Linked DNA regions of Mus musculus: regions 1, 2, 3, 4, 5 and 6 are each linked to region 7. The links are chromatin loops, found by intact Hi-C in ENCODE. Cell type or tissue: left cerebral cortex. All regions are shown on one strand. Region 1 has its middle 130 kb from the start of Gm30904. Region 2 has its middle 290 kb from the start of Gm30904. Region 3 has its middle 610 kb from the start of Gm30904. Region 4 holds the start of Gm30904 (a long non-coding RNA gene). Region 5 has its middle 620 kb from the start of 5031426D15Rik. Region 6 has its middle 320 kb from the start of Gm30904. Region 7 has its middle 69 kb from the start of Gm30904.

What was found. Peaks named below come from ENCODE experiments on the same cell type or tissue, not always from the same donor. Only the 100,000 strongest peaks of a DNase experiment are listed, where the experiment ranks them.
Region 1: it touches region 7 in a loop (11-fold over the local background); 2 of 42 quality-filtered maps call a loop at or near these places.
Region 2: a loop joins it to region 7, with 3 times the contacts of the local background. A loop is called at or near these places in 2 of 42 quality-filtered maps.
Region 3: it touches region 7 in a loop (8-fold over the local background); 2 of 42 quality-filtered maps call a loop at or near these places.
Region 4: a loop joins it to region 7, with 11 times the contacts of the local background. A loop is called at or near these places in 3 of 42 quality-filtered maps.
Region 5: it touches region 7 in a loop (4-fold over the local background); 2 of 42 quality-filtered maps call a loop at or near these places.
Region 6: a loop joins it to region 7, with 9 times the contacts of the local background. A loop is called at or near these places in 2 of 42 quality-filtered maps.

What each region holds. Positions count from the first base shown.
Region 1 is chr2:8,468,955-8,472,954 of GRCm38, reverse strand. No RefSeq gene overlaps it. Among named protein-coding and RNA genes, the nearest start is that of Gm30904, 130 kb to the right of the region's middle. In left cerebral cortex, no CTCF peak of the experiment used is centred here; DNase peaks (open chromatin) are centred at 642 and 2,224; H3K27ac peaks cover 3,370 bases.
Region 2 is chr2:8,058,212-8,062,211 of GRCm38, reverse strand. No RefSeq gene overlaps it. Among named protein-coding and RNA genes, the nearest start is that of Gm30904, 290 kb to the left of the region's middle. In left cerebral cortex, no CTCF peak of the experiment used is centred here; DNase peaks (open chromatin) are centred at 342 and 2,269; H3K27ac peaks cover 2,537 bases.
Region 3 is chr2:7,734,359-7,738,358 of GRCm38, reverse strand. No RefSeq gene overlaps it. Among named protein-coding and RNA genes, the nearest start is that of Gm30904, 610 kb to the left of the region's middle. In left cerebral cortex, a CTCF peak has its summit at 1,829; DNase peaks (open chromatin) are centred at 1,838, 2,899 and 3,850; H3K27ac peaks cover 1,795 bases.
Region 4 is chr2:8,343,013-8,347,012 of GRCm38, reverse strand. Gm30904 (a long non-coding RNA gene) reads left to right here and starts at 1,685. Exons shown (of 3, transcript XR_373985.2): 1 at 1,685-1,876. In left cerebral cortex, no CTCF peak of the experiment used is centred here; a DNase peak (open chromatin) is centred at 2,061; H3K27ac peaks cover 3,899 bases.
Region 5 is chr2:7,549,027-7,553,026 of GRCm38, reverse strand. No RefSeq gene overlaps it. Among named protein-coding and RNA genes, the nearest start is that of 5031426D15Rik, 620 kb to the right of the region's middle. In left cerebral cortex, a CTCF peak has its summit at 2,207 (motif pointing left); DNase peaks (open chromatin) are centred at 1,630 and 3,912; H3K27ac peaks cover 2,959 bases.
Region 6 is chr2:8,027,379-8,031,378 of GRCm38, reverse strand. No RefSeq gene overlaps it. Among named protein-coding and RNA genes, the nearest start is that of Gm30904, 320 kb to the left of the region's middle. In left cerebral cortex, no CTCF peak of the experiment used is centred here; DNase peaks (open chromatin) are centred at 1,570, 1,990, 3,452 and 3,601; H3K27ac peaks cover 3,913 bases.
Region 7 is chr2:8,273,924-8,277,923 of GRCm38, reverse strand. No RefSeq gene overlaps it. Among named protein-coding and RNA genes, the nearest start is that of Gm30904, 69 kb to the left of the region's middle. In left cerebral cortex, no CTCF peak of the experiment used is centred here; a DNase peak (open chromatin) is centred at 1,579; H3K27ac peaks cover 2,050 bases.

The DNA of each region.
Region 1 (4,000 bases), 200 kb before region 7:
TTCTCCTAAACATTCATTCCCATCTCTTCCCTTCTTCATAATGAATTTCCTGAAGACTTTTGCTTCATCATTGATCCTAGCATGGTGACCACATCCTCTCTTGAGATGGTAAGTCATGGAATATAGCTTGGTATAGTAGGAAGCCATTGGTGATACTTCATTGGTCTTAGGGAGGGAACCTTCCCAGTTACAAATCTTGTGGGAAAGGAAGAGGGGAGAAGAGGAGAAGAGGTGAGAGGAGAGAAGAATGCACAAAAATAAAAAGGAGGGAAGAGGAGACTTTCTTTAGTCTTTCATTTTTTTTTTGCTCATTCCTCCTCTCTTCCTCCTCTTCCTCTTCCTCCTCTTCTTCCTCTTTCTTCTCCTTCTTTTCCTCCTTCTTCTTCCTCTTCTTCCCCTTCTTCTCCTCCTGGTTTTCTTCTTCACTATATATTATGTATTTGCATCTATAACCTTAAACTTTGGTCAAGAATTTCCCAGTTTAGAGGTTAGTGCTGAAGATACAGACTAGAGCATGAGTACATGCATATGTTTTTGGATTCATTCCTGCAACATACATAGAAAACATTTAGATATAAGGGTGGCTGACTAGAATATCTTTCATCCCATTGTAGGCTGGGCTGATTCAACTGGCTTGGATGGCTAGGTGGGTGGGGTGTCCTTGCCCTTTCTGCTCCATCAGGTGTTCATAAGTTGCAAAGAATGACATTCCCTGATAGAGGTTCTTTGGCTAATGGAATATGAATAGCTACTCCCTCCTGTTAGAATTTCCACATAAGCTTTCAAGAAACTGTTTGATAAAGACAAAAATTAAAACATAAATCTTGGCAAAGAAAAAAGTAAAAGATATTTGTTTACTTTTGAAGTTAGTGAACATTTGAATATGTATGCACTCTGCCTTAAGCTACCTTAGGTAGAAAAATCAGTTACTTGTAGTTCACATAGTTTAAATCTAGAAATTTAATTATTTGCAATAAAAGTTTCTTAAGTCCTTGACAATATTTATGCAACTTTCAACAATGCACTATTGCAATGATTGTTTTTACATATACAGATAGCAATTATTGACAGGAAAAGACACTCTACATCACATACCATCAGTTCAGTGAAATTTAAAATCATTGGACATTTCTTTGAGTCCTTTAGAAACGAAGAATTCTGCAGCTCTAACAGTGCTGATTTCTTGCAAGCAGGGGGAGTACTAAAGGGGACCTCATCTTTGCTGGTTAGAAAGCATAAACAATATTTATCCAAAACTAATAGAGAAATTCTTGTGGTATATAAGAATTCATGAAAACTTAGTGTACTCTGAAACACAAAGTGATGGCATAACAACGTGGTGTTAGTAGTGAATGTTTTTAGAGATAAAAACAATAATAAATAATCAACAGCAACTACCTCTCTGTCTTGTAGACTAGGAAAGGGCTGAAGCATACTAAGATTCACAAAATCATGAAATTATCTGTAGCTAACTAAGAATTCCAAGAGAGGAGAAAGTTGATATTTAAAGGGACATAAAAAATACCCGTTAACCTTGTACTTATTACATTAACTTAAACTCCATGAGAATGGTTACTTTATTAACCCTGTTTTACTTTCATATTTATGCCAATTATGTCTCAGAGCCTCCAAAAAGACTGTTAAATGTCTTTAATAGCATATCTTTGAGACAATTACTTGATGGCATAATCCAGATAATTCAACATGGGCTTGCAACCAGAATACTAAACTTAAAAAGAAACAACAAAACCTTGTTGTCCTTGGAGAAATTTGAATATCTATTCTATATTCATGACTGCTAAAATTCTTGTATCAGTTTGAGATTGGAGATTTGCTGATGTTGTTTTGCACAAAGGGGGGGGGGAGAGAGACAGACAGACAGACAGACATATTTAGTCACTGCCTAATGGGTTAAGGGAGTACTTTTTAATATAACTAATTCTTTTACCTATATTAGCATAAATTGTTATCCTAGATTGCTCTCCAGAGTCCCCTCTTGTTTCTTTCCTTTTTCTCCCATCTCTGTCCTTTTCTTTTTCTCCTCTGTCTTTCATTATTCCCACTAAAAAAAAGTAGCTCAATTATAACTTGCTTTGTCTCACAATGACATTTGGAAATTATTTTCTGTACTTAATTTGTTAACAAGTAGATTTTTTTCACATATGCCAAAATATATAAAACACATATTGTACCATCTGGACAAAGCTTTTGCCCATCTGGAATGTACTATCCTGGAAGCAGTGCAAACTTTTTCTAAATCTAGTGCTTTCTCCATTTAAAAGGCCCATGTATTTGAATCAAATTATAACTAAAAACAAACTCCCTGAAAATTCTCAGACAAGGGCTGGTGTAATTTAACCGCCATGCCTATGTCAAATGGCTTTTACACAGCAGGTAGATTGTAATAATCTTACTTCGGGTTATTTAGCTTGAAAGGTTCTATACCTAACCCAAGCCCTATTGATTCCCTGTCCTGATTTTGTTCAAGCAGATTGTGTAGATTGCCACTATGTCAGTCAAACCTGATGGGATTTTTTTTCTTTGAATGTAGCTGGACCAGCTCTAATAGAATCGTTAGGTGTTTCATAGTTTAAACAAAGCTGTCATGAGAGCCTTTGTTGCCTCAGAACGCATAAGACATTATTAGCTCTGCATTGTGTCTGTTGAGATCTTGTTTTATATTGCTGAAAACTTTCATGAATTAGCTATACTGACATGAGCCTGGCCTGGGTCGAAATCATACACTACATACTATAGAATGATTTCCTTGCATGCGGTGAAAAGAAATGTTATAAAGTTGGTAATTTTGGATTTGAGTTTGAGTTCTAATATTTAAAATATAAACTTAGGGTTTTTTTAAAGTTAAAAGTGGTTTTTGTAAGACTAAATGTACAGAATGTTAGACAATAGTCATATGCATAGGGGCAGAGTCTATGCTCAGGTAGACATTAATATTATAGCCAGTTCTAAAATTGAGGTCCTGAAAAAATGGAACAGGATGACACCTGGAGTAGAGATTTGGGGGGTGGGGAAAATTTTCTTCAGGGCATGTAACAGTGAGGGTTATTTGTTTTTGCTTGCTTGCTTGATTGATTGATTGATGATTGATTGATTGATTGATGTATCTATCACTGCATAAACATTTTTACTATGTATAGAAATAAAAAATAAAAATTTTCTCCATCAATGCTCTTTCCTGCATCATAAGTGAAAGTTGTCCATTACTAGAGCTTGGGCAGTCAGCTTGTGGAAGTGATTTCTGTACTACTTTAGAGAATGACTACACAATCTGAAGAGCTGGGTATAGCCATGCATACATTGAAAATAGTTATTTGAGAATAGATGCCCACTGGCAGCTTTCTCTATCAGACAAAGGTTTCCAAATACATCCAATGAACATAAAATTCATTATGTCCTATGATTTTCCTAAATGTATGATCACATAATTGTGACAATGGAATCTCTGCAGCACTAATTTCTTGCTTGTAGCTATTACTCTCCACCATTCCCTAACTATGTCTTAGATTTTAAAATTCACCTCATGCTTGTTCGTATGTGTGGGTCAAAAGAAACCATATAGACAAAGATATGTAAGGTAAGATATAAAATGTTATTTTATTTTTTCTATTAAATTATTTTATTTATTTAGATTTCTTTCCTGCCCCCCCCTCTGAGTTCTTCACCCCATCACTCCTCCTGCCGCCTCTGAGAGGGTGCTCCTTCACCTGCACTCCCCCCACCACCACCACCACCTCACCCTCACCAGCATCCCTCTTCCCTGGGGCATCAAGTTTCCACAGGATTAAGTGTATCCTCCCTCACTGAGGCCAGACAAGGTAGTTCTCTGCTACAATATATTCCTGGGGCCAAACAGCAGCAAGTGTTTTGGCTCAGTCTCTGGGAGCTCCCAGGGGTCCCGGTTAGATGACACTGTTGGTCCTCCTATGGGGTTGCCACCCCCTTCAGCTCCTCCAGTCCTTCCTCTAACTCCTCCCTCTTG
Region 2 (4,000 bases), 220 kb after region 7:
ACACTTGTGCAACAATCACTGTACTGACAAAGTCATGTCTGCAGCCCCTGTTTTCTTGTTTTTAGCTGAAAGATTATATTTCCCTATATTAATTTTGAGTCTTTCAATGCATAATATTATAAGAGGTACTGGGGCTACTCATAAGAATAATGATTTTCACTCAGAAGCTACAGTAATTCACTAAAGCAAACATTTTAGCTACCAGGCTCTTTGAATATTTAAGCAATATAAGCTAGCAACTATTCCTCTCTCTCTTGTAAATTATGAAAATAGAACTTGAAGAGTGTAAAGAATCTTGGCAGTGTTTCAAAATCAAGAAGTGAGAAATGGAGACCAAGTATCTTTTAGTTGAATGCCAGCTGGCCCAGCTCTTATGAAGCCAGTGTAATGAGATAAATATGATAGAAAGAATGTGTGTTTATCATGCCATTGGAGCATCCTAGAGGGCACAGGGAAAATTATATTGAAAACTGTGTCACAAACGTTGAGTAAAGATTCTATCTCATTGTCACAAATATATATCTTTGAGTTGTCTCAAGAATTCTACTTCTATTCTTTTTATCTGTGATGAAATTTATTCTTAGCATGTAGAAGAATGTTTGATGGTTGAACAAATGTCTGAGGTATCCTTCATTATTATAAAAAATGAGACAACTATAATTCCTGGCTCAAAAACTTGTATGTATATGTTTATAAGTCTGTGATGACACATGCATACATACATACATGCATATTGAGTCTAGCTGTCTGTCTTCCTCAGGTGTTGACTATCTAATTTGTTTGCTTGCTTGCTTGATTATATTGAAACAGTTTATCACTGGGATGTGGGGAATCACATGGTTCGCTGTTGTGCCTGTGAGTCCTAAAAATCCTCTTGTGTCTCTTAGCAGTGGTGTGATTATACGATGTTCAGCTTTTTACATAGTTACTAGGAGTATGACTCATGTACTCTTGCTTCAAGGTAGTTTGAAGAATCTCTGCTGACCAAAGATACTGGAATTTTTTTGTCCTTATTTAAAAGCATGCAAAAAAATACCTGCCTGTATGAAGGCCTGCTGGGCCTTATACAAGTTTAAACAGGACTTAATTTGAGAGGATGAACTAATGCTTCATAGTGGCATCAGAATAGGATTAACTACTGGTTCTATCTTGTGTTAACTGTGAGTTTTATTGGTGGCCATTAGGTAAGAAATAGAATTAGAAATTTCAACTGAGCCTTTCATCTTGGAATCAAAGAAAAAGTTAATAATTACCCATACTGTAGAATGATTCGTACCTTTTTGTTAATTTTTTATTATATTGAATTAAAATTATTTAGGTAGAATGTGCATTTTAACAATTGGGGTATATAAGAAACCGTAATTAAGCCAATCAGAAGCCAGAGGAACTAGGCTTAGATTGCCTGACTTGGGTTTTGGCTTCACTGCTAGCTATGTGTTCTTGGGCAATAGTAAAGTCACAACATTGATGTTTTTCCCTACATTGGTAAAACAATGGTATCTTACTCACAGTTGTTGCAAGAGTTACCTAAGATGATATAGAGAAACTGTTTATATCTGATAAGTGCAGTCAAATAACCTCTTCCCACAAAAGGGGAAGAAAACAAGTTATTGATTATAGAAAGGAAACTGAAGCTAAATGTCTTAATCTACACTCATCTGATTCTTCAATTTTAACCTCCTCGCATGTGCAAGTAGTAACAAAACGGAGCAAAGAGCCCATGTAACCTCAGTGGTATCGCTGAGGAGATTAAAAAGTAACTATGTTCTTTCTTAACTAGGGTTTCCTTCTTCAATTTACCTCCATTTTTTTTTTCCTGTTCAGCCATCACTTCTTGAACTTTGTGCTCTACTCTTTCAGGAACCCTCATTTCTTTGTCTCTTTCTAATTAACTCTTTCTTTCTATTGATGTTTTACATTCTCTCTGAAAGCACCATTCTTGACTTCTGATCACTTTTCTTGGTTCCATCTTTATTTTTTCAACTCTTTTTTTGTTCTACTTTAATAAAAATTTCATACAAATCTCCTTTCATATTTCTCAACATTTTAGGTTTTGAAGCACTTACAAATAAAGATATATATATATATATATATATATATATATATATATATCTTGAGCAGTCTATATATAGGAGTCATAATTTTGTAGTGTCAACTATGAGTAATGTCTGCCTAGCCCTGCAGTCAGTTATATCTGAATTGTTCCCTCCCTCAAACAGAATGTGAGAAATAAATGTAACAGGACGTTACATTCAATGGATACATAGAACACTAAATAAAAAAGGGACCCACATAGAGTTCTTTGTGTTTTTGACAAGAAGCTCAAGGTTGTGGAGGAGTAATAGCTTGAAAAGAAGCAAGAACACTGTAGAATATGTTGAAGACAGAGAGGGCTCTGCTATCCATCAATATTTTGATCCATGCAGAGACTGAAGAGGAGTCAGATACTCTCTAAACTGTGTGGACCTAAGAGCTGAAGAGATGACAGTTGTTCTCCAGTCGGGAAGCTTTCAGGCCACAGCTTTTAGGTGCCCTACCACATAATATTCTGACTGTTATAAAGTAAATAATCAATGCCTTGATAAGAAGACAGAACTGCCTTAACAACTAGTGGAAAACAGTGGAACACTTTTTGTAACTGAGAGAGACAAAAAAATAATAATAATAATAAGGAGAGAAAGAAGAGGACACATGGAAGGACCAGACAGCAGAGGAGTTGGGAATCTTTAGAGGGAGAATGTCCTTGTGTGAGTTTTCCATGCATTGGGCACATAACTGCTTGAGAATCTAAGAAACTGCACATATCTAAGAGCATAGTGATCTAAGCTCTTAAGGGAACAGCACATCCCAGACAGTGCTGTTGTAGGGGCAGTGGCTTCCAGGGATAACCTTGCACTACATGAACCCTTGAGATTAGAATTTGAGTGGTAGATATCAAGTAAGACATTGCTAAATTTGATAAAATATTTAGAAGTGTTTGTAATAAGAATCTAACCATCGTGCTGCAGAGTTTTTATGTGAATCAATACACTTGAAACTGCACTGAGAATTTTGACTTTGGGAAAAGTTCATTATACATTCCCCCAGGCCTCCTGTTACTCGCTGTATTGCAGGTGTAAAAGGTACAGACTTTTGCGGTGTTCATTCACATGACATGGGCTTAAGAACCATATAGGTCTGACTTCAAATTGACAAACGTCTAGAAAGTCAGTGACTTTAGACTACTTGATGAGTTTCTCCAAGCTCACCCTTATGCCTCTATAAAATCAGAACAAAAACAGTTTCAGTAAGTAAGAGGGCAAGACAAATCAGACTATAAAATTAAACACTTGAAAATGTTAGCTATAACTTATAAAATTATGAACCATAGTTCTAATTGATAAGAATTGGTCAGTGAACCACTAAACTACTACTTAGCTTTGGTGACAAATATTTATATACAAATCCCTTATTTGAGAAAAGGAAAACATCCAGAGAATTATTTCAGGGCAATTGAAGCATCCTTGGGGCACTAAGCCCTGTACGCACCCACTTTAGAAAATTATTACATTATGAAAAATGCACAGTGACCACTCAGATACGTGAATAACTTCTTGATACCAATAGAAAAATAAAAATTCAATGTTTTATCACAACATTTTTCTGTATTCTCTTCTTACTACTTTGATATATGCAATGTTTGAGGGCCTTTTTCTATCATTCTGCAGATTATGAATCCTTTTACAGCCAGGCTACTGCTCTACCACTGAACTATAAAAGCAAACTAAAAATATTGAGAAGAATTATTGAGAAGAATTTAATTCATTTTCTATGGGAGAGATAACTTCAAATGTGTGAGAGTGGTAAGTTATTAAAATAAAAAAACAATAACACACACACACATATATATGTGTGTGTGTGTATATATACATATATATATGTATGTATATATATATATATATGTATGTATATACTGTTAGGGGTATTCACATCTGAGTTTAGAATGTGTGTGTGATTTTAT
Region 3 (4,000 bases), 540 kb after region 7:
GCTCTATCCTTGGCCAAGGACTCTCATGTCATACCACTTTCACATGCACAGGTTAAAATATTCCTTACCTGGTAACCATGTGACTTAAGAGTCACTAACAGAATGAAAACTCCTCTGACCATCTCAAATGAATCCTTCCTCTAGCCACCATTCTCTTTCAGGTTTTATAACATATAAAAAGATGAGGAAAACCTTTAGCTGTCTATCAGATCCCTGGCATCATTACTATAACTTGGCTTTCTTTCTTTTATTTCCATATAAACTCTGGATAGCCTAGAGTTTTGGGTTTTTGAGCCATTCTATTATTCTCCCCTTGAGTTGATTTAACTTCACCAATGGGGCTGACTATATTTTGAATTTTCAACATCAAAGGCTATTTCTGTTTTTACCACTTAAAGCTTCTAACAACAAACCAATTGAAGTTCATCAAAACCAAAAAACAACCAAACAACAACAACAATAAAATGAGTCAACCAAATTAATTAAAATTAATCTACTTTTTTGATCCATTGTGTCTTCACTGTCCGCTCACATATTACTCAGTTAACAAGGTATACCAGTTTCCTTTGTTGCTGTTCAATGTTCAGAAATGGTTCTAATGAAAAAGGTTTCAAAGGTACACTGAAAAGAGTTTTAAGACTTAGGTTGATAAGTAGCAGACAGATGCATGTTAGCGATGCTCAGAATGAGAGGGTTAAGTAGAAGTCTTAGGATCAGCTAAGACCTTCCAAATCAAAGACCATCTACTCACTAGACAGTATGAATACAGCTCAAAATTCACTTGATAGATTTGAGCTGCCTTCCAAAGATCTGCAGTTTTTGTTTTAAAATGTACGTGCTGCTACATTAAAGCATGCATTCAATAAATGTATAGTCTTGTCTCTGTCATTAGTATGCAAATATGAGGGGTTTTTGTACTTTTATACACTTGTTGGATTATAGATTATCTAAATTCTTACTTAATTATCAAAGTGGTCAAACTTTAATTGAACAATCAGAAAATCTGCTTGTTCTCTGAAGTTTTGTTCCCAAGATCAATCACAAAGTCTATATCATAAAAAGATATGCTAAATAAATTGTCACATATATCTAATATATAATTATGATAGACTAACACCCTGAGTCAGTGACTGTTTGTTAGTATTTATTAGTTAATATTCATTGGTGAATATGAGAATCAGTTCATAAGCACACATATCATGGTCCCATTTATATATTTATAGAGCCATATTGACAATGGTGCAATTTCAATATCTCTGAAATGAAGGAATTTATATAAATTGTACTTCCTCTTTACATTTGCTTCATTGTTTATCTTTGCAATATTCCTGGAGAGTTCTTGAATTCATATTAAGAAGCTGAATAAATGTTAGTAAAATACAGTTGACTACAGTAGGTTATCAGCATAAATGTAGAATATAATCCCCTGATTATGTAAATGAATATGCTATCTCTAGGTACTGCACAGCTTCTTCCATTTATCTATACTCCAAATAAAAATCCCATTTCATTCAAATATTGGGGCATTCTAATCTTAAAAGAGTGGAGTGTGAGGACTGCAAATATTCATTTTACCTTTGTGATGAGTGCCTTCTAGTCTCAATTTAAAAAAAAAATAAAAACCAATGTAGTCATTTTGCAAAGGAGTGTGATACATCGATGGAAAAAATCTGATGCTCAGTATAGCAATCTCTCAGTTCTTTTTATTTATTGGTCCTAATAGGCAACTAATCTTTAAAGAGATTTCCCTTCAGTTCCCCACATGACAATATGAACAGTTTTATTTCTTCCCTACAAATGTTGTCAAGAAGCTGCATGACTAAGGCACTTGAATCCAGGTGGGGGAGCCCTTTACAGTTTCAAAGTGGAAGAGTTTAGCAGTTCAGTCCTGACTACTTGAAATAATACATTCCCAACTTAGAGTGCCAAAAAGCTATGGTTAATTATTCTCATGGTGATGATAATCACATCGCTTATGATTCTTAAAGGCACCAAGGAAGACAAAAGTTGTACCAATAGGACTCACAAAAATGGAGGCAATATTAAGTGAAAGTAAAAATGTACAAGAGGGTCACATTATGTTAGATCCTTGAACATAGGGGAAGCCATCAGTCCTACCACCTTCCCTATTCCTAAGGTGTTACCAGCTTCTTAATTATAATAAAATTTTACCCATTCCTTACCTGTCTAGAATGTATCCAAGAAAAATATTAATAACATTTCTAAGGAAATAAAAATTACAATTGTAATTGTGTTTTTAAGTAAATCTTCAGATAATTTACAGGAAGCTAATAAAAGCTACAGAGAAAACATATTTATGGGTATATATCATTCACACTTTCAAGTATATAAACTTCTTTCCTGCTTTCCTAAAAAAAGGGGAATCTTGGCTTATAGTACATCAAAAATGGTAACACAAGTCAAATTATTTAGATTATACTATTAATCCATATATCAAGGATTTGATAAGTCAGTAAGAACTATTTTAAATTTTTGTTACATATTTTTGGATTGTAAACAATTATGTGATCAAAGAATTATTATATTTTATTATAGTATGGTTTGCCTGCAAAAATACTTTGTCTTGGAATCAAAATCACAGAGATAATGCATTTAATAACCTAAAAGAAACTATGGGTTATATTATCAAAATTGAAAGACTTGGGACTAAGGAAATGACTAGTTGGTAAAGTGCTTGCCTTTAAGCATGGAGGGTTGGTTGGATTCTAAGCAGTAGTGTGAGAGAGCTTAGCCTAGCATAGCGGCTTATCATCCAGCAATGGGAAGGTGGACACAGGGATGGCTAAATTTACAAGCCTGCCCATGCAACCAAAGTCAGTAAGTAAATCTGTCTCAAAGTAGTGGGATGCACATAAGAAATAACACAGAGGTTGTCTACTAGTCTCCACACGCCCATGCTCAGATGTATGTGAATTTGTTCACACATGTGTATCTCTGAACATATATAGACATAAACACACATGCATGCATGAAAATCTTATTATTTTTTTTCTTGTTTCTATGAGGTGTTGCTTAAGGATGTGGGTATGCTAGGAATTCATATTTAGAGGGATGCAGTTATGTAAAAGTTATAGAGAGTTTCTCTAGTCAGTTTATGTTACTATAACAAAGCATCATAGACCAAGAGAATTAATGGGATAGAGATTATTTCTCATAGCTGGGACTACAGGTCTGACATTAGGGTGCCTGTGCAGTTGGGTTCTTAGTAAGAGTTGCTGCTGTGTTAAAGGATGTTGGATGCTTCTTGTTTCTTTTGTGCTCTGAGCATAAATAGCAAAGTTTTTATTTTGCCTTTTACCAGGGTAGCAATTCCCCTCAAGAGGACTCTAGCTTCATGACCTTTTTAACTCCCAAGAGCCTATCTCCAGAAAGCATCACGCTGGGGATTAGCATGTAAGTATGATGGGAGCAAAGACTTAGAGCTGACAGCCTCCTTTGCTTCATTTAAAATTTTTCTTTTTAGAATTAGGAAAGAAATGGATGCACAACTTAGCAAGAACTTGCCGCTTCAAATACGCACATATAACTTTTAATGTACACAGATGGAGTTACAGGTGCCAGAATCCCTGCTCAGGATAACTGTAGGAAGCTGTGTATACTGTTGCTGGGGTGGGGGTGGGTGGGGGGAGCTTCCCCTTTGTTATGCTAGTGGCAGGGACTTTATCCCATTTACCCAGAAGCCTCTAGGCAACTGCAAATAATGCCAAGGGACCATGCTGCCATATGGCTGTTATGCAGTCCTTTCTGAAGGTGTCACCCAAAGGGGTTCTCTGAGGACTTACAGCCACGTGCAGATTGCTTCCCCCCCTCTCGCTGCCTGCTTCTTTCCTCCCCCGCATACCACCCGCCTTCCTCTCTTCCCTCAAATGTTCTGTAGCTGTCAAGTTTCTTTTATAGAAATAAGTGAAATTATAATGAGACAAGAGATAGACGTGCCAGAGATGAATAGAAAGACTTTATGGAATTGCTGCTGTATCTG
Region 4 (4,000 bases), 69 kb before region 7:
AAGGCAGGGATGGGATACTGAGGGATCACAGTTGGCTCTGTCACTCGTATGTCATGGGAGCACTCTTCTCCCACATCTCAGTATATATCTTCAGATGTCTCTCCTTTCCTCTGGGCCTCACCCTAGTGTAGGATCTGGACAGTAGTCTCACTATCTTTGGCCTTACTCTCATATGGGTTCTCTCTTATAACATTGTTTTTATAAAAACCTTCTATCTAAGACAGGAAGCTCACTGGAGCATCCTTAGCACCCTGTATGGAGAAATTCAAACCCCTGAACATTTTGGATTTTGTATACCATGGAGACAGGATTGCAGAGAAGTTGCTATAGCTTACCACTTGAGCCTACCAGGACCTGATGGAGTTGAGCCACCACTGTATTGATCAAGGAGTGTCTACCATGATGTAGAGAGGCAGACATGAGGCTGCTTCAGGCAGAAAACATTAGGGTCCTATAAATATCTGAGTCACTTCTTTTGAGATAGTTTTATATGCTAGTCACCAGACTTCTTCAGTTTGAAATGATAGATTATCAAAATTCTGCCTATCTAAATCAAAGGATAAGTGAGCTGTATCTTTGTTCTTTTCTGAGTTATGTGTTTTCCCCATGAAGAACATAAGCAGGAAAGGAGATTTCTGAATCTTCAAGTCATGCTTCTTATTTATTAAAAACCCAATCTTCAATTTATTTCTATATGGTTAATTACCATAAGGCAGTCAAGAGAAACCATGCCACAGCTTCTATATTTTGTTTATAGATTGATTCTGAGTGCCCTGCATGAGATTCCTACTTCATTTTTTCTAAGCTCCCCCTTTTATGGACAAGTAGCACATGAACACATTTCAGCCACGTTCTCTGCCATTTTATAACAAGGATGACCTTTCTTCAAGTTTCTAATAACACATTTCCTATACCAAAAGGGACGTAGTTTTAACAAGGTGACATTTGAACAGAATTTGAAGGTAGTTATAGGCAACCATGTGGACACCTGTGGGAACAGTTGTCCCTACAGAGGATGGGCCTGGAGCCTGCCTCTGCCTTGAGAAAAATACCAAGAATTCTTTGTAATCACAATAGAGCGAGAGCAGGAAGAATAGTGGAAGACAAAAAGAAGGCAATGAAAGCCAGACCTTGGGTTAGTGTTATGACATCACCTTTCATCTAAATGACACAGAGGCCACTCAAAAGACTTAAACCAAGAAATCACCATGAAGCAACTCACATTTAAATGTCAAACTGCTTCTGTCATGTTGACAGAATTCAGTTTATGGAAATTATTTTCCATCACAGTGCTAGGTGAATTCTGTTAAAAATATAAATTAGATAGGAAAGCAAAAAAAAGATATCTTGGAGTTGGCCGGCTTAGAAATCTTTACCAAGGAGCAGTCCACATCTAAATTATAGAAAGGGATTTCAGAGGAATAAAAAAAAATGATGGTAGGGTAAACTGAGCAGACTCAAAGAGAATTAGAAAATAATCAACTCTTTAATGTTTAGGAAGTTACCGGAGTGTCTGTGTTTCTCTCCCTCTCCCTCTGTCTCTCTCTGTCTCTGTCTCTCTCTTTGTCTCTTTCTGTCTCTCTGTCTCTCCATGCCTCTATCTCTGTCTTTCTCTGGGATTCTCCCTGTTTCTCTCTCCCTCTCTCTCCCTCTGTCTCTCTTCTGTGTCTCTGTTTCCCTCTCTGTCTGTTTCTCTTTCTCTCTCATGGTGTGTGTGTATGTGTGTGTGTGTGTGTGTGTGTGTGTGATTCAGCTGATTAGATTGTAATCAACATCATATGGAAATCTACACTATCATAGTCAATTAAGGAGGAAAGAGAAGACAACAGAGACAAAGGCACTGAGGAGTCCTTGGACGTGTTTCCTGTGGAGAAAGGTAAGAAAAAAAGAGAATGAAATGAGACAGAGGGTACTGTAGAGAGTCTTTGGGAAGGTGACATAAAAAGACTTTAAAGTAAGAAGTGGAAAGCAGAGCTTTCAATTCCAGCAGAAATGTTCTCTCACTCTAGCAGAAGGGACAACAAGTGTGTGGGCAGGTGGCACTTACGCTATGGCACTTGCGGGTATTTTTAGATGTCAGCTCTCATCTGCTGATTCTGTTTGCTAGAAGAAATTTGCCGAGAAGTCATTAGCTGAGGAGGAAGGAAAATGAGCTAGAAGTATGAGAGAGGCATGCTGGAGCCAATATGTGAACCTACTAGCCAGAAGTACTGCACAGTGCAGTGTCCAAACTGATGCCAGTGTTCAAAATTTGACTGATTTAGTTTTCTATTCTGAAGTGAATCTACATATGATCGTGTATTTTTCTTGCAAACTTTTTCTTATGCACCCATAAAGAAAAATGAGTAATTTGTTTCCATATGGAAGAAGATTTTGTCAGGAACTGAGATGGGTGTTATATAAATGTGTAAAATATTATTGAAGGTATATTCTAATTATACTAAAATGATCATCCACTTCATAAAAGGACCCACAAAAGAACAGTGTATTTTAGAATATTTGTTCTTGATTAAGTTGGAGGACCCCTGAAGGAACGGGGTTATTATCAGTGAATTAAATAAAGGGAACTTGGAATTTCGGGCTAGGTTATTTGAATTAATTGGCTACCTGAGTTGGGAATAGATTTTAATTTTTTATTATTTTCTTTATTAACATTTCAAATGCTATCCCGAAAGTTCCCTATACCCTCCCTCCACCCTTCTCCCCTACCCACCCACTCCTACTTCTTGGCCCTGGCCCCTGTACTGGGGCATATAAAGTTTGCAAGACCAAGGGGCCTCTCTTCCTAATGATGGCTGACTAGCCCATCTTCTGCTACATATGCAGCTAGAGACATGAGCTCCGGGGGTACTGGTTAGTTCATGTTGTTGTTCCACCTATAAGGTTGCAGACCCCTTCAGCTCCTTGGGTACTTTCTCTAACTCCTCCATTGGGGACCCTGTGTTCCATCCAATAGTGACTGTGAGCATCCACTTCTTTGTTTGCCAGGCACTGGCATAGCCTCACTCAAGACCTGAGGAGAAGCATGTCATAACCAGGTCATGGAGCCAGCTGGTCACATTGCAGCCATTCTCAGGAGGAAGAGGCAGATACAAATTGACTACTGGTACCCACCCAGCTCAACTTCTTCTTATGCAATCTCAGGGTGAAACATGTGGAATGATGAGCTGATATCTAGCAACTATAAGCAGCAGTAGTATTGGAAGAGATGATATGCTCAGGTAATGGAGAAATGTTATCAGAAGAATGACAGGTACCAAGATAACCAGGAAAGAAAGCTAGATCATGACAGCTTAGAAGTCAAGGCAACAGAGAATTTTAAATAATGAGAAGGTGGTTTTTATTCTCTTCTGGAAAATGAAGAGGAAACAGTTTTCACAAAAGACTTGGCCCATGAGTCATAGGTGAAGACACATAGGGAATCAGCTAGGTTACAACACAAGTTCGATAGATCTTAGCAGGGAACAGAGGTCAAAGGCACTGATAGGTGAAAAGAAACAAGACATTGGAGGAAGATACACTAAAGGAAGAGCAACTGTAATATGTAGATAAAACAGAGAGTATAAGCAGTACTAAGATTCAGATATGAAAATGATTTGTAAGCCAGGAGTGGTGGTGCATGCCTTTAAGCCCAGCACTCAGGAGGCAGAGGCAGACGGATTTTTGAGTTCAAGGCCAGCCTGATCTACAAAGTGAGTTCCAAGACAGTCAGGGCTATACAGAGAAACCCTGTCTTGAAAAACCAAAAAAAAAAAAAAAAAAAAAATGATTTGTAGATGTAGATGGAGAAATGAAGCTAGAAGAAGACTTAAGCAGAATAAGGGCACATGAAAAAGCTCTCAGCAAACCATGACATTTAAACCCAATTAAAAGCCACAACCAGAATGTCAGAACACAAATGACTTGAAATAACTAGGCATTCACTTTGGGCTGAAAGTTTAAGTTAGAATGGGGTAGGGTAGGGAGGTAAGGTATATGGGGGAGGCCAGCATAGAGGATA
Region 5 (4,000 bases), 720 kb after region 7:
GTAAATAATTAACATGGAGTTATCGGTGGGAGGTAGACTTTAACAGCATGGAGGGCAAGCAGTTGTCCTTCTGTTGTCTGCTTAAGGTATATTAAACTCTGTGTGTGTGTGTGTGTGTGTGTGTGTGTGTGTGTGTGTGTCTTTCATCTACTAACATAAACCATTGAGGTGGGTAGTAACTCCATGGCAGGATGTATTAATGAAATCATACTACAGAGAGTTGTCTTTAAGATTTCAGAAGCTCAAACCAGGCCCAGTGGCTTATTCTTTTCTCTTGCTGCCTACAGATCCAGTTGTAGAACTCTCAGCTCCCTCTTCAGCACCGTGTCTTCCTATACCATGCTTTCTCACCATCATAATTATGGACTAAACCTCTGAAACCTGTAAGCTAACCCCAGTTAAATGTTTTCTTTAAAAGAGTTCATATCATCATGATGTCTCTTCACAACAATAGAAACCCAAACTAAGACAAGTAATCTCATTCTTGTTTGTCCACTGAGTTTGTTTGCTTGTGGTTTTGTTTTGTTTTGGTTTTTTGTTTGTTTGTTTTTGCTGTGGTATAAACAACAATGATGAATACAGGGAGATAAATACAGGATGAATGTAATGTAATGTTTATGTACAAGTTCTAGAGACAGACTGCATTAAGTCAACAATATCTATTCAGAGGCTAGGAGAATAGCTCAGTTGCAAATGTCCTTGTCTAGCATTCATGAAGCCCCAGATGCAATTCCTAGCACCACATAAACTTCTTACAGTGATACATCCCTATAATTACAGCATTTGGAAGGTAGAGGCCAAATGCTCTATAGTTGGACACCATTCTTGGCTATTTAGAACGTTTATGACAGGCTGGGGATATAGAAGATCCTGTCAAAAATATTTTGAATAATTTTACTCAACAAAGAACACAACTATGGATATATCTCAGTTCATTGTTTTGCATGCACGTGGTACCAGGTTTCATGCCTAGTCGCACATAAGCAGAACAGTGGCAATGCTTATAATTCTAACACATCTCAGGTAGAAGCAGAGCCATCAGAAATGTGAGGTTATCCTCGCTTACAGGGCAAAATCTTTGCCAGGCAGAAACAGATGAAACTCTAGGACTTTGAGTCCAGCCTAGCATATAAGGAGGCCAGGCTCGGCCAAGACTACATAGTAGAGTCTTTGTCTTTGTTCCTGCAAACAACAATAACAAACAAACAAACAAAAACAGACAAGATACTGCTGAAAGTTATTTTAAGACACATGGGAATATATATATATAACCATGCTAGTAAAACCATGCTTCTTACCTGGCAACCAGGAAATAAAAGAATGACAAGGAGAGGAAGACGTGAAAGTCCACACTCCCTTCAGTGTATCACACACATAAGGATCTAAAGACCTCCCTGTAGGTCTCACCCCTTCAAAGTTCTCCTATGTACATCCTTGTAGCTCACGTCTGGAGACCAGGCCTTTAACACATGGGCCTTTGAGAAACAGTCAAGACACAAACCTCAGCATTAAGAATGGGGAAAAATAAGAACCACAAGTCTTGCTAATGGGAAAAGAGTGATGCCGATTTCCAGAAAGCCATCTGGTAGTACTTAGGGAAATGAAATATGTTTATGCATATGCTACAATTTAGCAATCTTTCTCCTTGAGTAGGTACCAGACAGACTCTCCCAGGATTTCATAAAGAGATATGTATGAACAAGATTTCTCGTGGGATGTATGGGACTCCGAAGAATATTTTTGGTAGAACTGATCTGCATGTACAACCTTATCAAAATATATTTAAAAATTCACATGTAGCTGAGTATCATAAGTATAGTCAATGATGAAGTTTTGTAACAATTGCTTATAAAATAGTGTCTTCTTGTCTAAGGAGTACATATGACCATTCCACAGTATTTAGACATTTAGACATCATCTCATTCTACTTGAGGGACCTGTACATCTTTTACCATCCATTTTTACCAGATGCACCATTTGTGATTAATTTCACATTTCCTGCCACAAGTAAAAGCAACATCTTGTTGATGATAGTCATAATTTCATGACTATTTGTAGGTTGTTTTCAGGAAAACAAAATAGACTGTCTTGCCTCTGTAGTCTCAGCATATCTGTTATTTAATACAAGGTACTTGACATACAGCTGTACCATCATCTATTCTATGTCCCTCCATCTCTGAATAATGCCACCTAGTGGCTGCTACCATGAATTCTAGTTTTACCCTATTCATGCACTACAATATTAATTTTCTGTGCATATCACCTAATCCAAAAACCTACCCTGAGCCTTTTGCACTACTACCAATGGGTTCCCTAATGTATGATCTCTCTCTCTCTCTCTCTCTCTCTCTCTCTCTCCCTCTCTCTCTCTCTCTCTCTCTGTCTCTCTCTGTCTCTCTCTCTGTCTCTCTCTCTCTCTGTCTCTCTCTGTCTCTCTCTCTCTCTGTCTCTCTCTCTCTCTCTCTCTCTCTCTCTCTCTCTCTCTCTCTCTCTCTCTCTGACTATATTGTTTTACTCTAGGCATTAACATCAGTAAGAGTTTACGGAGTTATGGAACAGTTCTGTGGTCTCAGGATTAACAGACAGGAGTATCATGACCAAATCTACATCCTTGACTCTATAAGGCTGTTCCATTTAGTGATGGTTACAGTTGGAGTCAGCACAGGAAGTTCTGTGAGCAAAATGTGATATTTGAATGTAATGAAATACAAAGTAAGTCAAACAGTCATAGATTCACACTGAGTAGCCCAATGTGTCAGGCATGTCTTAGGAGATCTTCCCAGTATGTTCACCCCATCAGTACAAGACAGCTACACTTGTTCAGATGCTACATGGCAGTTCCTGACTTGGCTGTGTGGTAGATTACTGTTTCCTCGTCTTGGCTTTTCTGAACTCCTGCTATTGCTTATCCACTGAACTCTTGTAAACATAAGCAAGTGCTGTCTACAACTGTGGCAGTTAATTACTAGAGATCCCTAGTTCGTTCAGTGAGAACAGAAGCCAGAAGATAAACACAGATCTCTTGCTTAGGTTAGAAAACAGTAAGATGCATTTCATGTCACATTTAGATTGATTTCACCTGAGTTTCTGTCCCTGCTCACTTGATTTTCCACTTACATATGCACATATGCACGGGCATAGAAGTCTCTAAACTATTTGTTTTGGGAAAAAACAAGACACATGGGCAGCGTTCTTTTCATAGTATTGTCTAAAAAGAGTAAGATATCAAAATGAATGAACACTGTAGCAAAGTAATATTTGTTTAACACATATACAGTCATGAAAACACATATAATAATATATTTGGAAGTTGTACATATGCATAACACACATGGACTTGCACGCGCACCAAGCATTGACGAAGAAGGACATAAATTAGGAATTAGGAAATTAAGAAGTAGTGATTACAAGTTGAAACCTAAAAAATTGCTCAGCACAAATTTGAATGGAAACAGAGACAAAGTAATAGATGAAAATGGGTATTCTTTAGCAAACCCAGATGTTTCATGTCAGAACAGAATCCTTTATTTTCCTAATGATGAGCATAGGTTACAAGCAAACCAGTAGAGCAATGCAGGACTTTCTACATGGCAGCTGTGTCATCCACTCAATCATCTTGTTCCGAAACTGCTGATTCTTCTTGCATCTTTGATGTCCCAGCCTCATCTTTGACCTGTCTGCCTGAAGGACAGATTAAGAAATTTAGAATACGGATATTGCTTCCCTTCAAAGTCCAAACTAACAACCTCATCTCACTGGATTTATTTCATCTGCTTGTGAATTGCCTGTATTTGACCGGCCTGCTGGGAGCATTGCTTTTCTGAAGTTAGGAGGGTGGGAAAAGAGAAGAGACTTTCTAATCTAAAATTAGCAACACTGCCTCGTTTCTTCATGCATAAGCATTGAGTTTTCACCCAGCCATCCTGGGTATTTCAAGAATTGCTATAATTATTTGCCAGCATTTTTTTCACATTTGCATCCATTCTGCTTTTGTATTTCT
Region 6 (4,000 bases), 250 kb after region 7:
TGTAATCTTCATCTCAAGACACAGGTGTTACTCTGATTACTTTCTCATGGCCTCCTTAAGGGTTCTACCAATCAGCCACTGGCTTCTGCTAACTTGAACTGAAAAATCAAATCAAAGACCCGGGAGCACTGGCTTTATTCTCTAACATTTTAGTTATACAAAGCCCAATATAGTTCGTTCAATGTAGAGGGAGGTACGGAGATTCTTAGTAAGACCATGCAATGTTCTTAGCAGACAGCTCACAGCTGACTGTCTTCAGCTTCAGGTGAATGGACACTGTTTTCTGACATCCATGAGCACCTATCTGCATTCAGCTCGCATATTCTTTCTCCCAGGATATACCCATTGTTTTATAAGCCAATCTTGAAAACATATCATAAGCACTCAGTACATGAGAGCGTCTACTACTTTGAGTTCTTCTGTTGTTGTATTCTTCACAATTGCTGCCCTCCATGCATGGGAACTTTCATGGCATCACTGCAAAATTTTTCCCACTGAGCTCTAGTCTTAAATTCCTTTAGAATATAACCCTGTAGCCAGAGAGAAGGCAAGGGGGAGGGGGGGGCTCTGAAATGAAAGACTACTTGAGCTCACCACACTTACCCCCTCTCATCTTTCAAATCCTTTTTACTCCTGAAAAAAAGAACTCAGGTCACCATTCTCTTGCCTATATTTCCATCTGTGTGCCCGGGTATTTTGGTGTGTCTGTTTCAACCATTCCAAAATCTGTGTTTATAATCTGCCATGCCTTTTCTTCCCAAACAATACGCATGTTCTTTGCTGTGTAAATAACATTCTCTTCACATTTTCACCCTCTGGGGCAAACCAAGTATCCTCCTTTCATCATTTCTTCTTCTTAAAAATAGATGTTTTGTGTTCTTATTATACTGGCCCTTATTAGTGCTCTCTCTTAATTTGTGGTTCTGGAATTTTAAAAAATTCAGTATCTCTCTAGAGACTTGTTGACTTACAGTCTATTTCCTATCTCTTGCTTATTTTGTACACAAAGAACATTTTCTTACTGAGAATAAATGGCCTCCAGGGGTAACATAGCGTGTCTGAAGCTTTGTCCTCTCTATTGGATCGCCAAGATAGAATTTTGAAAGATGAGTGTCACCAGTGTCCCTAGGGACATTTGTGGACTGGCTCCTAGAAATGTATAGATCACTTGTGTCCCTTTGATATAGACATTTTGTTGTTGTTATACCTGTTTGTTATTATTTTTGTCTCTTTTGCAAATGAAGAAAGAAGTAGCAAAAAAACATTAAAAAAACCAAAAACAGAAATCAGAAAACAAAAAACAAAAACATCCTATGAATGACTTGAGTTCCCCTTCCCTTGAAATGAAGGCTACCTCACGATTGGGTCATGTTCTTTCCTGAGGAAAGACAGAGAGGCTTCAAGTGAAACAACAAGCGTCAAGCTGTGAAGCAGTGATGACCCATCTATCTGGAGGAGGAGTACTCACAGCCCTGGGGAGCTTATTTGGGTCTTAAGTTTGAACAGTTAAAGAACAAACCCCTCAGTGAGCTGGGCTAGGGACAGGGACAAATGAGTGTGGCAAGCAATTGGGACAAAAAGACAAACACATCGAGTTTTCTTTTAAGTTCCACGCAAATGCAGGAAGCCTTGCAAGAGATGTCAGAGTATAAGGATCTGAGGTGTTTTTCCTAAAGAGAATACTTTTCCATGTCTAAAGTCTTAAGTGTAAAAAAGAAAGTTGTCATTGAGGTACACTGTAGATTTTTCATTTCTTAAAAAAAAAAAAAAATCCCTCAAATTTGATTTGAGGACAAATTCAGCATTTTTTAAATTACTTATGTAGAAGAGGATATTTTAGATATTTTTCAGCTCCATTAAACATCAGCTCTGACTGAAAAAAAAAATATACGCCTAGGTGGGTGTTGATTAATGGTGCTAAGAACACTTTGTGTAGGATTTTATGCTAATTACCCTTTATACCCTCACCCGTGTCAATTTTAACAATCTAAATTAGCATTTTCTCCGAGGACTCAGAAATGTGAGAACTGGGAAATTGGCTCAGTAAAGCTGAGTTAGCAGTGAGAAAATTGAGATGTTCTATATTTCTGTATTAACATCTGCTGCTTGTTCAAAGCGTGATCCTTTCAAAATGATGAAGATATTGGGGAGAAAATGGAAAACAATGGAACAAAAAACTCATACTTCATAATTTTTTGTAAAAAATGCAGCATTTGACATTGCAATCAACCATTCTACGTAATAATGTCTGGAATAATGGAATTTTGGATATATAATGTTTGAAATTGATTACATTATTTCGGGTGTAAATATTTTAGCTTCTCTGTGACTTCAGCACCTGTATAATAGAACAAGCTCCCAGAGATATTTATTTATGAAAAATATCAAGCAAACTCCCAATAAAATTAACTTCCATTGTGTTTATTTCTGAACTTGTTCTAATGGGAAACAGGCATTTTCAGTTGATTCTTTGTAAAATGAAATGCCAAATATCATCACGAGGAATGATTTATGGAATTTGCGCACCTCACAATGGTGACTATAGGCTTAAGACAGTTAAAAGGAGGAAATAGGGTCTGGAGATATGGTTAAATTGCTAAGAGGACTTCTTGCCCTTCGAGAGGTTCCATGTTCACTTTCTAGCAACTATGTTAGTGGCTTACAAACACAAATTCAGGCATCCAATGTCCTCTTCTGGCCTCTGCAAACTGCATACATAAAGCATAAATTCACATAGATTCATACACATAAACACACATACACACATCTGAATTTTCTATATATTTTAAATTTTAAATATATAATATAAATATATATAACATATTTTAAAATTATATATATAATCAGATGTAGAAGTTGTTGCAAGCATAGAGGTACATAGCTATAATCCTACACTCAGGAGGAAGACAGGAAGATGACAAGTTGGGTGCTTGTCTGGGCTACAGAATAAGACCCTGTTTCCTCAAACACCAAGGACTGAGGAGGAAGCTCATTCAACATATACTGAAAGCTCTAGATTTAGGCCCCAGTAACACACATAGAAAGTCTGATATGGTGGTGTCTTAGTTAGGATTTCATTACTGTGAACAGACACCATGACCCAGGCAGCTCTTACAAAGGCAAACATTTAATTGTGGCTGGCTTAACAGTGTCAGAGAGTCATTCCATTATCACCACGGCAGAAAGCATGGCAGCACACAGGTAGTCATGGTGTCTGTTCACAGTAGATATAAAGTGCACAGCAATGGTCTTTTTTTGTCACTTTTTGTGTCTGTGTGTACCTATGAGCATGTATGTGTATGTTCACATAGGATGGGTACACACATATGAAGGCTCAAAGATTGATTTGGGTGTATTCTGTATTCTTGAGATTATCTTTTTTGAAACATGGTCTCAGTGGCCTGGAACTTTCTGAGTAGGTTAGATGAGTTGAATACCAAGTACCAGGGATCTATGTGTCTCTGCCTCCCCAGTACTAGATTTCAAATGCACTGCATTACACATGTGAGTTCTCACATAACTCAGTCCTCCTGCTTGTTGGCTCAGAAGTTTATTATGTTATTTCCTAACCCTTTTATCTGTTACATTATGGACTTTTTCTATACTGGTAAGCTGCCCAGTTCCTTGTCAGCACACACTCCAAGTGCTAAGATGCAGACAGTGCTACAACATGGTTAATTAAAGGCATTTTTTTCAGTTTCAGATAAAATTGCAATTGCTAGGCAGCCAGTGGTAAGCCATGTATAACTTTGTCATGTACCCATGTCAGTAAAACCTGAGCATCTTGATTAATGACTGTAGGGTCACTGCTGTACAGTGTCAAAATTCTTTGAATTCTTCTCTAAATTCAAAACCTATCCCTGCTGACTGTTAGGAGCAGAAACCGGGGATTATGCTAATTTGGATTATTAATTAGCTGTTCTATTTCCCCAGAATGCAAGGGATGACATCTATACCAACACGCCTGTCTATCCCTCCAATAGCAAGAAGAGACAGAAGA
Region 7 (4,000 bases):
AAAAACACTCTCAGTGACCCAAACTTTATGTTTTAAAATCAGTAAAAGAGCATGAAGAAAAGACATTAGTGCTTTAGCAAGACTGATATGATCGAGCTCATCCTTTGCATGGAACAAGAAGCTCCTCTCACAGTGAAAGAGAAAAAAAAAGGAAGTTTCTTCCACAAGGGGAATTGTAAGATTTACCAGGCATTTCTTTTCTTTCTTTCTTTCTTTTAAATTAGATATTTTCTTCATTTACATTTCAAACGCTATCCCCTTTCCTAGTTTCCTCTCTGAAAGTCCCCTATACCCTCTTCCTACCCTGCTTCCCAACCCACCTACTCCTGCTTCAAGGTCCTGGCATTCCCCTGTACTGGGACATATAATCTTCGCAAGACCAAGCGACTTTCCTCCCATTAGCAGGCATTTCTGTACAGCAGGTCTCTTACTGAGGCATCTTTCTTCACAATCAGATCCTGAGATTCTCAGACTTGGGAAGAGAGCAGGAAGGTCATAGTACCAACACTAACTTGGACTTTGTCCTCTCTCTCTCTCTCTCTCTCTCTCTCTCTCTCTCTCTCTCTCTCTCTCTCTCTCCCTCTGTGTGTGTGTGTGTTTGTGTGTGTGTGTGTGTGTGTGTGTGTGTGTGTGTGTGTGTGTGTGTGTGTCTTTGCACCATATAAGTGTTCACATGTGTAGCCACATGTATGGAAGTGCGGTGGGTGCATATAGATATATTTATGTGAGTGTGGAAATAAGAGTTTGACACAAGATATCTTCCTCAATAGCACTCCATCTTATTTTTTAAGACAGGGTCTCTCACTGATTCTGGCTAGACTGGGTCCTAGCACTGGGTTTTTACCATCTCACTGCCATGGCCCACTTTTCTGTGGACCTTGAGATGTAACTCAGGTCCTTATGCTTGCACAATGTGAACTACTTTACTGCACTGCCTTCCTCACACTTTAGAGGTTGCCTTTTCTTTTAGAGATTTCAGATTCATATCAAAAGGACTTTTCTTTTGGTGTATGGCAACAAAACTGGGGTCAGACATCTGGGTCACAATCACTAACCATGTCCTATTGTAATCAGTCCCATACTGTCACATGTCAGGTGAATATGGTGTGTGCAGAATATGGGAAATGTTGGGCCAGGAAGGAGCCTGCACTAAGTATCTTCTCTGACAATCTTCTATTACTGAACAATGGATACAGAAGTTGTCTTAAATGTCAGCTGTGAGCTTAGATCTTCAGGCTTTAGAAATGACCATGAGGTTGTTGTAACTGGGCCAAGACTGGTGTGACCACTTGAAGCATGCTAATACCTCTCTTTGTCTTCAACCAACAGACAGTGGAGCTGGTACTTATTCAAGAAAGTGTTATGTGAGGAACAAAGTCTTTTTTACTGTCCTTGTGAGTGAGTCATTGAAAAGAAGTTTTGTGTAATGAGTCAGGCAAGACTAAGAGGTGATGCATCTCTTCATAATTCCCCAACTCTTTTAAAAATATGTCATTTTCTTTACTGATGCTGCACATAAGCAGGTAACCAGAATGTATTAATATATGTGGAGGGGAGGAAGAAAGTTGCAAATGGATGTCTGCGATGGTGAGTCATGGTGTGGCTAATACAGGGTATATTATGTTCTTTTCCTCTTTAGATGGACACTAATGGCAGAAGAACCATCTGCCTCTTTGATGCTAACTGTCCTAAATCTAAAAGGAGCTGTTTATTTAAAATAAAGACCATCATCCTGAGATCATAATAATCAGAGTGTGGGATGGCTGGATCCTAGGCAAGAAACATAAAAAGATCTCTATAACATTCAGAGATGTACATGACATCTGTGCTTTTTTTTTTTTTTTTTTTTTTTGCAGATTTAAATTATATAGTCAGACTTGGCTTCAAATTCCAGCTCCAAAACTAGGTACAATGTGGTCTTAAAAATTACATAACTGTTCTAACTTTGATTTTACCATCAGCAAAGTGATTCTGCTAGTGTCCCCTCAGTACTGTGGGGTAAAGTGCACTGGAGTGGCCAGCAATAGTCTAGTAGACAGTCAATGAATTTCCTGCCATGTCAGTAAAATTTTCAACATTATTAAGCTAACCACAATGTATTCACTGAAGGATGTGTGAGTATATAATCCCTTTTTTAAAAATCCTCATCCTGAGAAGGATGAAACATTTGAATGTGTTTTACTTCCTGAACTCCATGAAAACTAGAGAGCTAACATATTTTAGATAGTCTATTCAGCCTGAGCCTTTATCTTAATTTGACTATTACTAGTATTACTAGCTGCATTGCTTCAGAGAAAGTGCTAGATTTTTTTTCCATTTTTAATTAGGTATTTAGCTCATTTACATTTCCAATGCTATACCAAAAGTCCCCCATACCCACCCACCCCCACTCCCCTACCCACCCACTCCCCCTTTTTGGCCCTGGCATTCCCCTGTACTGGGGCATATAAAGTTTGCGTGTCCAATGGGCCTCTCTTTCCAGTGATGGCCGACTAGGCCATCTTTTGATACATATGCAGCTAGAGTCAAGAGCTCCGGGGTACTGGTTAGTTCATAATGTTGTTCCACCTATAGGGTTGCAGATCCCTTTAGATCCTTGGCTACTTTCTCTAGCTCCTCCATTGGAAACCCTGTGATCCATCCATTAGCTGACTGTGAGCATCCACTTCTGTGTTTGCTAGGCCCCGGCATAGTCTCACAAGAGACAGCTACATCTGGGTCCTTTCGATAATATCTTGCTAGTATATGCAATGGTATCAGCATTTGGATGCTGATTATGGGATGGATCCCTGGATATGGCAGTCTCTACATGGTCCATCCTTTCATCTCAGCTCCAAACTTTGTCTTTGTAACTCCTTCCATGGGTGTTTTGTTCCCAATTCTAAGGAGGGGCATAGTGTCCACACTTCAGTCTTCATTTTTCTTGAGTTTCATGTGTTTAGGAAATTGTATCTTATATCTTGGGTATCCTAGGTTTGGGGCTAATATCCACTTATCAGTGAGTACATATTGTGTGAGTTCCTTTGTGAATGTGTTACCTCACTCAGGATGATGCCCTCCAGGTCCATCCATTTGGCTAGGAATTTCATAAATTCATTCTTTTTAATAGCTGAGTAGTACTCCATTGTGTAGATGTACCACATTTTCTGTATCCATTCCTCTGTTGAGGGGCATCTGGGTTCTTTCCAGCTTCTGGCTATTATAAATAAGGCTGCTATGAACATAGTGGAGCATGTGTCCTTCTTACCAGTTGGGGCATCTTCTGGATATATGCCCAGGAGAGGTATAGCTGGATCCTCCAGTAGTACTATGTCCAATTTTCTGAGGAATTGCCAGACTGATTTCCAGAGTGGTTGTACAAGCCTGCAATCCCACCAACAATGGAGGAGTGTTCCTCTTTCTCCACATCCACGCCATCATCTGCTGTCACCTGAATTTTTGATCTTAGCCATTCTGACTGGTGTGAGGTGGAATCTCAGGGTTGTTTTGATTTGCATTTCCCTGATGATTAAGGATGTTGAACATTTTTTCAGGTGCTTCTCTGCCATTCGGTATTCCTCAGGTGAGAATTCTTTGTTCAGTTCTGAGCCCCATTTTTTAATGGGGTTATTTGATTTTCTGAAGTCCACCTTCTTGAGTTCTTTATATATGTTGGATATTAGTCCCCTATCTGATTTAGGATAGGTAAAAATCCTTTCCCAATCTGTTGGTGGTCGTTTTGTCTTATTGACGGTGTCTTTTGCCTTGTAGAAACTTTGGAGTTTCATTAGGTCCCATTTGTCAATTCTCGATCTTACAGCACAAGCCATTGATGTTCTGTTCAGGAAAATTTCCCCTGTGCCCATATCTTCAAGGCTTTTCCCCACTTTCTCCTCTATAAGTTTCAGTGTCTCTGGTTTTATGTGAAGTTCCTTGATCCACTTAGATTTGACCTTAGTACAAGGAGATAAGTATGGATCGATTCGCATTCTTCTACACGATAACAACCAGTTGTGCCAGC